3 separate regions of the Homo sapiens genome follow, and all the other regions are linked to region 3. A link is a loop called in an ENCODE intact Hi-C map of the cell type or tissue named here. Cell type or tissue: chondrocyte. All regions are shown on one strand.

Region 1 (4,000 bases), 280 kb after region 3:
GTAGAAGAGGCAACTGTGTGTGCAAGTCTGATACTCAGAGGAGGGAGGCCTTGGCTGGAGACAGAAATACAAAAGTAGCTGGAATGCTGAAGCCACGGGAGCAGATGAGATCACTTGGGGAGAACACAGAAGGAGAAGAGAGTAAGTCCAGGCCCAGGCCCTGAGGAATGTCTGTATTTGATGGCTAGGTAGACAGGAGGACCTATGAAAAAAAACAAAAAACAAAACAAAACATGCTGTCATGGATACAAAAGAAGAAAATGTTTCCAGAAGGAAGGAATGGTTGACTGTGTGAAATGTTGCTGAGAGACTAAGATGAGAACTGAAAAATGTTCTTTGGCTTTAGCAATACACAGGTCGCTGGTGACCTCCACAAAAGCAATTCTGGTGAAGTGGTAGGGGCAGAATAAAGATTAGAAAGGGCTGATGCATGGGTAGGCAGTGAACAGACATAAGAGTATAAGCAAGTTATCAAGGAATTCTGTGGTGGAGAAGAAAGGTTAGTAAGCAGCCGGTGAAAAGGACCATACAGGGGGTGGGGGTGGGGGTGAGGTTATAATTATAATTATTCCTTAAGCTGGAAGAAGTTAGAGCACACTTAAATACTGAAGAGGCGGCCAATAACGAGTAAGAGGTCAGCTATGCTGGAGAGAGGAATAACAGCAGGTAAAAGGTCTTAGAAAAATGGAAGACAATGAGATTCAGGGGGTAAAGGGTAGAACGGGCTTCAAACAGGGGAAGTACACTTAGGAGGGAGGAGGAAACGATGATTACCAGTGTAGAAAGGTGTCAGATTTGATGGTGGTGTGCTGAGGTTGTTCTTATCTGACAGCTTCTGCCTTCTTCATGAAGGAGAAGCCCAGCTTACCTGTTGCCAGTCAGGGGCTAAGGGGGAATGTGCTGAGAACCAACGAGGGTTTAGATTCTCTAAATGCTCTATCAACTTTGAGGTTGTAAGACTCTGTAAACAGCTACCATCTAAATGAACCTCAGGTATTACAGAGGAAGAAAAGTAGGAAGAAAAGTAGTAAGAAAAGCTCGCTTATATTTTTCAACAGTCAATGGAATACTTGCAAAGCAGATAACTGGGGAAGTGGGGGAGGGGAAAACCCCATGAAGATCTGATATGATGATTTTCAACAAAGGGACCCAAATCTGTAGGACGTGCCAATACAGAGAATAGAGCCTATTATCAACTCATCTTCTTACTTTCAATCTGAAGACTGAGTACCTTATTTGGCAGGCTGAGGTGGGCAGATCACTTGAGGTCAGGAGTTTGACACCAGCCTGGCCAACATGGTGAAACCCTGTCTCTACTAAAAATACAAAAATTAGCCGGGCATGGTGGCACATGCCTGTAATCCCAGCTACTTGGGAGGCTGAGGCAGGAGAATCACTTGAACCCGGGAGGTGGAGGTTGCAGTGAGATGAGATTGTTCCACTGCACTTCAGCCTGGGTGACAGACCAAAATCCTGTCTAAAAAAAAATTTACTTTGAATTTGAAGTCTTCCAAAGCACTAAGGAATTCTGTCATTTTGGTTTTCAAATTATTTCAATAACAGAAAAATAAAGATCCCAATATTTCTAAAACTGATATAAAATCAAGTTCATAGATAGATAAATATTAAATGCCAAATAAAGAGGCTTGAAGAAAAGTTCTAGAGTAGAAAAAAAAATGTAGTCTTTGAGGCTTTAAAAATAATAGTTTTCCACTATTAAAAGTAGACAGGGCCGGGCGCAGTGGCTCATGCCTCTAATCCCAGCACTTTGGGAAGCCGAGGCGGGCGGATCATTTGAGGTCGGGAATTCGAGACCAGCCTGGCCAACATGGTGAAACCCCATCTCTACTTAAAAAATACAAAAATTAGCCAGGCATGGTGGTGGGTGCCTGTAATCCCAGCTACTTGGGAGCCTGAGGCAGGAGAATCGCTTGAATCCAGGAGGCAGAGGTTGCAGTGAGCCAAGAATGTGCCACTGCATTCCAGCCTGGGCAACAGAGAGAGACACCGTCTCAAAAGAAAAAAAAAAAAAAAAAAAGGAAGAGCTATAAGAGGCAGTGGTCAGAAGGATTATAAAAGAAGCCTCCATTTTTCTTGGAAAAGTGATACAGTACAAGCTATGGAAAGCTATTTCATTTGGGCAAAAGAAAGAGAGATTTAAAATATCACATAACTTACAAAAAATGACATAAAGTCATTACCAGTAGCAGTTACAGGGTGGCCTGTACTTACCCTGTACAGTGAAAATGAACAAATTTATGATTATTAAATACATGCATTCTTGCCTTGGGCAGATCAAGTCTGCATGGATAATCACATAAACATGAATTTCTCTTTCTCTAGCGGAGCAACACCCCCATCTTATGATCTTTCAAGATATTGCAACTAAAGTCATTTTATTATGCACATTATGGTACTGCTATTAGGAATAACTCAGGAATCTCCTTTTTTTTTTCTATCTATTTTGCTAACCAGATATCTGAGTTGAATGTAATTTAGGATCAAGGATTCTTTCAAGTGTAGGACTGTATGGTATTAGCAAGCACTACATAACTGAGCCCCCTTGCTATCTGCACTTAGACCATTAGCCACAACCCTCAAAATCCCAGAGGAGTTCAAGGCTAGCAGCCATTCAGCCGCTCTGAGAAACTGATAAATTGATTATCAATGATCCTTTCCTGTTCATTAAAGCAATCCTACCCCCACCCCCAACTCTACACTTGGTAGCAATTCTTTAAAAATATTCTTAAACTTAGATTTAGAATGACAGGCCTATGGTCTTCTTCCAACTGGGCTGGCATTTGTGCTGTGACACAGCCTGTAAGAATGTCCACAGACTCCTGGGCATCGGGTTCACTGTGGGCATGTACAGATGGTGCTCCAAAGGGGGTGACCAGCAATGCCAGACACTTTCTACTTTTCTCACCACATCTATTCTCTAGTTGGCCCTCTGACCCCAGAGGTTGAGCTAAATTAACTATTACTTGGCAATCCTGCTGGGTTTCCTGGCTTCCAGCTGGGTATAGCTAATACTAGACACTGGCAAGAGGCTGGAGGGTAGGAGGTGTTTCTTTTCCTGCCACTGCCCGCTGGGAGGAGGCTGGCAATGGCTGCATGCCTCTAGCACCCACTTTGCTTTTGTCAGGAAGCCCTCTCCTACTGCTTCAGATTTCTGAAAACAGCTCTCTCCTCTTGCCCTTTCAGGCCCAAGGATGATGGTGTCTTATCATAGCTGCTAGCCTCTGAATATCCCTGCCTAGTTTGCCCTAACCCCACCTATGACTTTGTAAATTACCTCTTTTGAAATCCTTTTAAATGTGCCAGCTCTTTTCTGCCAGGACACTGACTGATAAGAGGAACCACTTCCCATTTTCTTTTAAAATATCTTAAATTCCTTTTCATGTATTTTTATGTCTTAACTTTGTGTACCACTCCATATACAGAAGTCACATGGAAGCAAAAGATAAGATGCCAAAAATCTAAGGGGTGCATCTGGGGCTTCTTACTTTTTCTGGTGAGAGGTGGTACGACGGGTACAAAAGACAGCGATAATCACAACCACCACGATGGTGATGACGCCAACAGAAACAATTATGACCAGCAGCATATTACTGTCCAGAGGAGAGGTGGGGCTCCCATGAGGGCTGTTACTGCCTGCAGAGAGAGAAATGGTACATGTGTTAGGGTTAGAGAATTTAAAACATGCATACTATCAAGCTACAGAACCATTAATATCTCACGTGAACTTCTTGATAACACTCATTGCTCTGACTTATATAAAAGTGCCGCGTGAACATGGCTCTCTTCTCTAGATGATGAGCTCCTAGACAGCTAAGAGTCTGTCCTATGAACAGTGCTCAGGACAGAGCCTGCTCAAAGATAGTACTTAATTAAAGCTTCTCAAATTGTACTGAACATTCAAGAGCTTTCAAAGGTTGAGATATACTTAGACAGATAAAGAGTCTTGGCTCTCTGGTGTCTCATGTGATATATAAACTCA
Region 2 (4,000 bases), 350 kb before region 3:
CAGGGGGTCGAGAAGCTAGTCCTTGTTCTCTGGCTTGCAAGTGACAGAAGCCCAACTCACACTAGCCTGAGCAAAAATGAGGATTTATTGGAGGATCTTGGAGCATCTCACAGAATCTAAGAAACAGCCCAATAATTGAGCCAGCAGAGGGGCGGGGATGTGGGTGGGCCTTAGAGACATCTGGAACCAGGGATTTGCAAGCCACAGCAGCCCCACCAGGTTCTTGTTTTTGCTTCTTGCTGCAGATCAGCCTCATTTGTTCTTTTCCCAGAAGACTGGTTTTGTCTAAGACAGAAAATATGACCACTGACAGCTTCTGAGTGTTGTAACTTGGAGGTTATGTCATGAGAAAGAAGTGAGTCTCGGTGTCCTTGAGTCTGAAAACACCAGAAGAGGGGCCTCCCTGGCTGTGATGAGTCCTGCAGAGGAACAGGGCTATGCCACCCTAGAAGAAAGAAGGTCAGACAATTGGGACAGGTGTTCCTAACAGGAATCTAACAGCCTGACATCATGGCCTTACGCAAACATGAGATTCTGATGATCCCACCTTCCCTCCACTTCCCAGGAGTCATGCCAGCTGCAGAGGCCCTGATGAAACTCTGTCCTTCATCTCTCGTGAAGCCCGTGGCAAGGGCAACAACCACCACAACAGTAATGCTAGTAGCTAGCATTTATTATGCACTTTGCCTCAGGCCCTGGGCTGCACTCTATGTGGATTTTTTTTTGAGATGGAGTCTCGCTGTGTCGCCCAGGCTGGAGTGCAGTGGTATGATCTTGGCTCACTGCAACCTCACCTCCCAGGTTCAAGCAATTCTCCTGCCTCAGCCTCTGGAGTAGCTGGGACTACAGGTGCGTGCCACCACACCCAGCTAAGTTTTGTATTTTTAGTAGAGACAGGGTTTCACCATGTTGTCCACGCTGGTCTCGAACTGCTGACCTCAAGTGATCTGCCTGCCTTGGCCTCCCAAAGTGCTGGGATTACAGGTGTGAGCCACTGCGCCTGGCCTTTACATGGATTTTTATTTCATCCTGACTGCAGCTGTCTTACTCCCCTCACTTTGCAGACGAGGATGCAGAGACAGGGAGAGGTTAGGAGCCCAAGGTCACACAGCTAGTGAGAGGCAGTGCAGGCACTCTGCCTAGGTCAGTCTGGTTCCCAAGTCCATGTTTGCCATCATCAAGCTCCCTAGCCTGCAGGATTGAAGGTCTGGCCCTGGGCATTCCCAGAGGAGGTGGAAAAGTTCACTGGTCTGGTTGATGGTTCTGCCACATGGACTTACAAGGCATCACAGCCAGAGCCTGAGGAACTTTCTGGGGCCTGTGCCCTTCACACCACCAGCTGTGCCACCACAGGGTCTCTAGACAGTCATCATGAGCACCTGGGAGGTGATGCTCCTGTCTGTAAGCAGCTGCTGTGGTCAGTGAGTGGCTGCATAGCTGGGTCCTCCATCCTGGTGGCTTTGGGGACAGTATAGGCTCTGGTTCTCTTCTCCCTCCATTCTTTACCTCCTTTCAGTCTCTTCCCTTCTGGTTTTCCCCCTTCCTAGACGCCTGGCTTCCCTGGGCCTGCTGCACCTGCTCTGGCTAGGTTGGAGAGGGCTGCAGGGAGGACCGCAGTCAGCAGAGGGCGCCAAAGCCTCTCAACACAAGCATGGCCCAGGCCTGGCCCAGAAGGAGAGCGCTGAGAGCCAGGACTGGCGGGCTACGTGCGCCCTGTGGATTCCCCCATTTCCCATGCTTCATCCAGCCATGGGCCTGCAGTGCACTCACAAATGTGCATATACCCTCCTGTGTGTGTGTTACACTCATCAAATTGTCTCTGAATTTGCTTGGCTTCATGTGTTCCTGTGTGTGTTTATGTGTGTGTGTGGTGTGTCTGGTGTATCTGGTTCCCCAGGAAGCACATTTGACAGCCCCACAGTCAGGGTCAGGGCACAGGGACAGATACTGTGTCTATAACAATCCATAACACTGATTTTGTTCATCTCAATAAATGTGAGAATGAAATAAAAATTAATGTAGAATATTTTGTACATCTCAATAAAGCCACTTTCTGGGGGCAGGCATTATAATTCTAGCCTCTGTTCTACTGTTTGATAGGTAAAGAATAACTTTCCACATAGGGAGAGGAATGGACAGCTACCCAGCCCTCCCACTGTTACAGGCCTGGGCTAGAAGCTTTCCATCTAGGCTCCTGGTTGACCGTACTAGCAGTCCTGTGAGCCAGGCAATAGTAGTCCCATTGTACAGATGAAGACAGTGAGGCTCAGGGAAGTTAGAAAACAATTTCACGTCTATACCCCAACAAATTGAGACTATACAGTAAGTGTGTTACACTTGAAAAAAATCTTTCTTAAAAGTAAAAGAGAAAGAAAACAGCTTTGGAACTTTTTAGGGGTAAGAGATTACAAAATGTGGGAATGGAACATGTGAGTGAGGATGGATGGAAGAGGCCATCAGCAGAGGACCCAAGGGGTTGAGAAGCAAGTTCTTATTCAGCTTGCAAGTGACAGAAGCCCAACTCACATTAGCCTGAGCAAAAATGAGAATTTATTGGAAAGATCTTAGAGCATCTCCCAGAATCTAAGTAAGAGCTCAATAATTGAGCCAGCAGAGGATCACACAGCTAGGAAGTGGTCAAGCTAAGATTTGGTTCCTGTCTCTCCAATTTCAAAGTCTATGCCCGTTTCACACTTTCTAAAGCTGCCCTCTCAAATTTGTGTTTTCCTTCCATGCAGACCCCACCAAAGATGAACTTGAGAGCAGCCCGGTGAAGTATCAGGAGCAGCAGCTGCTCATGGCTAGAACAACTGAGCTGAGAAATTCATGTTGACAGACAGTTTGTGGCTGATTTCTACGAGTCAAAGAATAAGGAACTATATTTAGCTGCTTGCTCTGGGCTAGTTAGCTGGTGGGGAGTGAGGGCTCAGACTGGGGGAAAAAAAGAGGAGGAGGAGCAGGAGGAGGAAGAGGAAGAAGAGGAAGAGGAGGAGAAGGAGGAGGAGGAAATGAGAGAGAAAGAGAGATGCCCAGTTGTCTGCTGTCTGGCCTGGGGTCCTTACCCTCAGAGTTGGGTCTCTGCAGCAAGCTTTGCATGGAATTGTGGTTGGTGGGGCCTCTTTATAAAGTTAAGACCTGCCCATATTACTAGGCTGGTGGGACAGAGAACAAGAGCCTGAAGAGGTGAATCTTCCAGGCTTGCAGATCTCTTCTCTACACACATGACATCGGTGAATGAGTCATTCTACACTTGGGGGTTCTGGAGCTCTGTAAACCAACACTCAGCACAACTCAGATCCAAAAAATAGTACTCAGCACTGCACATACATTCTTGATGGCATAGGGGTTAGCTTTGTCCCTTTGATTGACTTGACCTCAGTCTTCTCCTCCTCCTGGGTCAGGAAAGCCCTTTTCTTCCTCTCAAGGGAAAATCGAGGCACTTGCCCTGGATGGACTTGGGCTTGGATTTCCCAAACAAGCTGCTTCCCAGAGGAAGAGAGAGGCAAGAACCTGCCTCCTCCTCCCACAGATATCTGAGCTCTGCCAGGCCTGCCTTCCTCCTCCGTGTACCTTGTCCTCTCCACATGTAACCAGTGGGGCTGGTCCCTCATCCTTCTTTCCAAACTGCCACCACCCTCTCCACTCCAGATTCCATTCACTCAAAGACATCAGGGAGCAAGGTTGAGTATACTGACAATTTGGGTGGGAAGATTCAGAAGATGGTCTCATACCCCACGGAGACACATGAAATCCTTCTTCCATAGTTCTCTCCAGCCTCTCCCCGACCTCCTCCCACATACGTCTCCCACTTCCCTAGCCCCTCCTGTCCCTAATTTGCCTACCCAGCTCCTTCAAGATGGCAGCACAAAGGGTCACCTGTGACCAGAACTCAGCTTCCTGGGAAGGCAGTGGAGAGTATAAATTTATGGAGACAAAACTTTTCTCTATTTAGAAGTAGCACAACAAACTTTCTGGGACTCTTGAGTGTGAGCAGCTTAGA
Region 3 (4,000 bases):
TTCAGTGGAGAAAAGTTTTACATATTCTCACCTGTATCGTAATTATAGTTCCGGATTCGAAGGGAAAGTACTCGTCTGCCTTGGGGGTCAAAAGGAGGATAAAATGAGGTATATACAGGTTGAGTCTACCTACTACCAAAATCCATAATCTGAAATGCTCCAAAATCTGAAGTTTTTTTTGTGTGCTCACATGAGGCTCAAAGGAAATGCTCATTGGAGCATTTTGAATTTTGGATTTTCAGATTAGGGATGCTGAACTGGTAAGTATAATGCAGATATTCCAAAATCTAAAAAAATTCAAAATCTGAAACATTTCTGATCCCAAGCATTTCAGATGAGGGATACTTAACCTGTAGCTACTTAAGGAATGTTTTTTTATGCACTCATATTGTGCCACAAAATTTCTCACTACACCAGGGATGGCAGTAAGTGAAAGAGTCCCTGTATTTCCATGTGTTATACTTTGAAAAGTTATTGACTGAGTTTAACTCATGTAATGCAATTTTTCCTCCAAAGGAAAACCAACTCTACCAACAATCACAAAGATAAAAACTTGCGCCAGAGAAACACAAATTAAGTACTGCTTACAATGTAAGTATGGCCTTCTGTAGCAGTCTTAAAAATTATATTCAAATGAATGTGCCTCTATTGACCTTGTTACAAATTCTTCAGTAATTGGTGTTATAAGATATTTTAGTTCATTTCAGAGCAGCTGATACTGATGAAGCCAGTTCTGTCTGCCCAGTTTAGGGACTGGAAAGGAACATTTTTCAGCTGCGTTGTTTTTTGTTGTTGTTTGGATTTTTTAAGATGGAGTCTCACTCTATTGCCCAAGCTGGAGTGCAGTGGTGTGATCTCGGCTCACTGCAACCTCCGCCTCCCGGGTTCAAGCAATTCTCCTGCCCCAGCCTCCTAAGTAGCTGGGATTACAGCTGCCCACCACCATGCCCAGCTAAATTTTGTATTTTTAGTAGAGACGGGGTTTCATCATGTTGGCCAGGGTGGTCTTGAACTCCTGACCTCAAGTGATCCGCCTGCCTCAGCCTCCCAGAAGTGCTGGGATTACAGGCATGAGCCAGTGTGCCCCGCCATCAGGTGCATTGTGTCACATGTTTATATAAATGCCATTTCAGAAGACATATTTTAAAATCAACACTTTTCACTACTATTATATCTTTACAAAGAGGTGAAAATTGTCACCTTCTTAGGTGGCTTATTCCCAGAGGCCTACTAGTCTTACCTCACGTCTGGGGGCAAGACAAGAATGGCCAGGTAGCAGCAGGGCCAGAATGTCATCTTGTTAGGCATATGGAGATCAGAATTTCACACCACATCCCTGAGCGTGCTGTTTGAACCAAAGTTTTGTGTGGCACACGGTGTAGTTGTGAGTGACAGTGCATAATCCCTTTATAATTTCCAAATACATATTTCTTTACAGATCTTTAGGTTCCTGAAACTGGTGGCAACATGACCTGCTAAAATTTTCTGCTTGGACCTCTTTGGTTCTCTCCCCTTTCAAGTGAGCAACACCACAATGACTGTCTAAAGCATGCCTTATTTAGCCTCTCCTGTAAGGGTGATCTAGCCAGGTACATTTTAAACAATGCTTCAGTGTAGAAGGTGTAAACTATTTTGGGCTTGATGTGCTGTGAATGTTGCTTTTTTTTTTCCTTTGTTAAAATATTTAAATAGAAGTGAAAAGGTCCTCTGAGGATCAGATCATGCATGCGCCATTTTTTACTTAATGCAGCTGTTAAATTGGCAAAGCTCTAAAATGCACTGCTGCCATCTAGTGATACACTTTTGTAAAGTACAGCAAAACCTACAGATATATACAGTATATAAATATATATATATATATATTTATATTTTTGGGGGTGGGAGAAATCCAAAATAAAGTAAATGCTTGTTTCATTTTTAAGCTGCTGATATTCATTCCTTATTGTATGTTGTCAGATGAGGAAATTGTGCAGTTCTGGTACATAAAGATGAGTAATATAAACTGAAATCTATAATTTTAAGGGCTTAACCTGTGACTTTAATAAGCTGGAACAGTCCACTGAATGGGTATAATGAATTGCAGTATATACGTATGATTGCTTTTTAAGTGATTATCTTTTCTTCTGTTAAGTCATGTAAATTCATAAATCCTTTTGCACTGATGTGTTGAACCTTATTCTTGTACATTCATTCAATCAAGGCAAACTTTTATAATTTTTCTTTTGTTTCCAATGACCTTGAAATGTTATAGCATGGTAATATTCTATGCAACTATAGTTATACTTTTTGGTTTGACACTGTATTTTTTCACATTGATTTACTGGTTGATGATAGATTTTATAACCTAACGGTTCTCATGCGGTGCGTAATTGTAGATGCATGTACTTGTGTGTTTTGTGTAATTATTGAAGTGCAATGATGTATAAAAAAGTGGATTCACCTGTTTTTAAAAATAAAACATTGATAAAAGGTGTTTGGATAATACTCTTTATTCTAATATCTTCTTTAATTTTAGGAGGAAGCATTTTTCAATACTTTGAAGTTCCTTAGTTATATATGTATATAGAGCATTAATTTCTCAAACCCGCCAGCTTTTTCAGTTCCTTTTCTACCTCTTCCACAAATGCTGGGAAATTCTGATCCATAAGGCACAAACGTAGGAAGGGGCCTAACTCTTCTGCACCCCATGCAGATTGTTCATAGACATGGGGCAGCTCCTCCGATGCCAGAAGAGTCTGCAGGGATACCAGAAAAGTCGTTACAGATTACAGGTAAAAGCAATACCTGGCTAATAGAACACAGGCAAATAGTGCTTTAAGGAAAGATTAGCGAAATACACACCAAAAAAATTAGTGTTAATTAGCTTTACAGGCTTCCTTTACATAGTTTTACTGTTACATTTACAATTTTGTATATTAATATGTATTCTGAATACACATAGCATGTGAGATAATCTTGTTGCCCTAAGGAAAGAATTTCAAATGTACTGATGAAATGTTTGCAAAGTTGAGATTCTACTTTAATGAAGAATACTGTGCTGATAACCTGTGGATTGAAAACAAACCTATCAATGCTATCAATGAATGAGCTCCACTAGCTCAGTTCATCTTCGCCACAGCATAGGTGGCAGAGTGGATGTGAGCAGCCTACTATGTGCTAGCTGCATTCTGAATGTAAGAAAGAGGCCACAGACTCCCAAAGGACATTAGTTCACACGCATCTTTTTCTGGCCATCTGTGAGTTTTGACAAATAGTCGTGTAACTGTCACCACAATCAAAATACAGAACATTTCTTTCACTTCCCAAAAAAATTCCTTTATGTGACCCTTGTGCTAACCATTACCGTCAAACCCTTAACCCTTAATAACTACTGATCTCTTCTCCATATAGTTTTGCCTTTTCCAGAATGTCATATAAATGAAATCATAATACGTTGTTGAATCTGGCTTCTTACACTTAGCATAATGAATACATTTGGGATTAATCCATGATGTTGAGTATAGCAGTAATTCATTTTTATTGCTGAATAAGTATTACATTGCATGGATGTGCCACAGTTTGGTTATCTGTGCTCCAGTTGAAGGACATTTGGGTTTTATTTTTTTGCAATTATGAATAAAGATGCTATAAACATTCCCTTACAGGTTTTTGTGTGAACACAGGTTTTCATTTCACTTCAGTAAATACCTAGGATTGAGTCATGTGGTGAGTGTATATTTAACTTTGTAAGAAACTGCCAAACTGTCATCTATAGTGGCTGTCCCATTTACATTCCACTAGCAGTGTAGATGAGAGTTGTAGTTGCTCACCCATCCAGGGTTTGGTATTGTCAGTTTTTCTTTTTGTTTTTAATTTAGGCATTCTAATAAGTTTGCAGGATGTCTCATCGTGGTCTTAATTTGCATTTGCCTAATGACTAATAATGTTGAGCATCTTTTCACATGCTTATTTGTCATCTGTATGTTTTCTTTGGTAACCTGCAGTGTTTTAAAACCAGTTG

Evidence for each region. A loop is a pair of places that touch in the nucleus more often than their neighbours do. Peaks named below come from ENCODE experiments on the same cell type or tissue, not always from the same donor. Only the 100,000 strongest peaks of a DNase experiment are listed, where the experiment ranks them.
Region 1: a loop joins it to region 3, with 2.5 times the contacts of the local background. A loop is called at or near these places in 3 of 110 quality-filtered maps.
Region 2: a loop joins it to region 3, with 4 times the contacts of the local background. A loop is called at or near these places in 7 of 110 quality-filtered maps.

Annotation. Positions count from the first base shown.
Region 1 is chr15:73,282,618-73,286,617 of GRCh38, reverse strand. It overlaps NEO1 (neogenin 1), which reads right to left. Exons shown (of 29, transcript NM_002499.4): 23 at 3,507-3,654. Among named protein-coding and RNA genes, the nearest start is that of MIR12135, 15 kb to the left of the region's middle. In chondrocyte, CTCF peaks have their summits at 2,156 and 2,365; no DNase peak of the experiment used is centred here.
Region 2 is chr15:73,906,096-73,910,095 of GRCh38, reverse strand. It overlaps a transcript of TBC1D21 not described here. Among named protein-coding and RNA genes, the nearest start is that of LOXL1, 18 kb to the left of the region's middle. RefSeq lists a silencer at 1,593-1,712. In chondrocyte, CTCF peaks have their summits at 1,419 and 1,618 (motif pointing right); a DNase peak (open chromatin) is centred at 1,635.
Region 3 is chr15:73,558,487-73,562,486 of GRCh38, reverse strand. REC114 (REC114 meiotic recombination protein) reads right to left here. Exons shown (of 6, transcript NM_001042367.2): 6 at 2,474-2,735. The coding sequence ends at 2,571. It overlaps NPTN (neuroplastin), which reads left to right. Exons shown (of 9, transcript NM_012428.4): 8 at 517-591; 9 at 1,439-2,473. The coding sequence ends at 577. Among named protein-coding and RNA genes, the nearest start is that of NPTN-IT1, 9.1 kb to the left of the region's middle. In chondrocyte, CTCF peaks have their summits at 1,570 and 1,790 (motif pointing left); no DNase peak of the experiment used is centred here.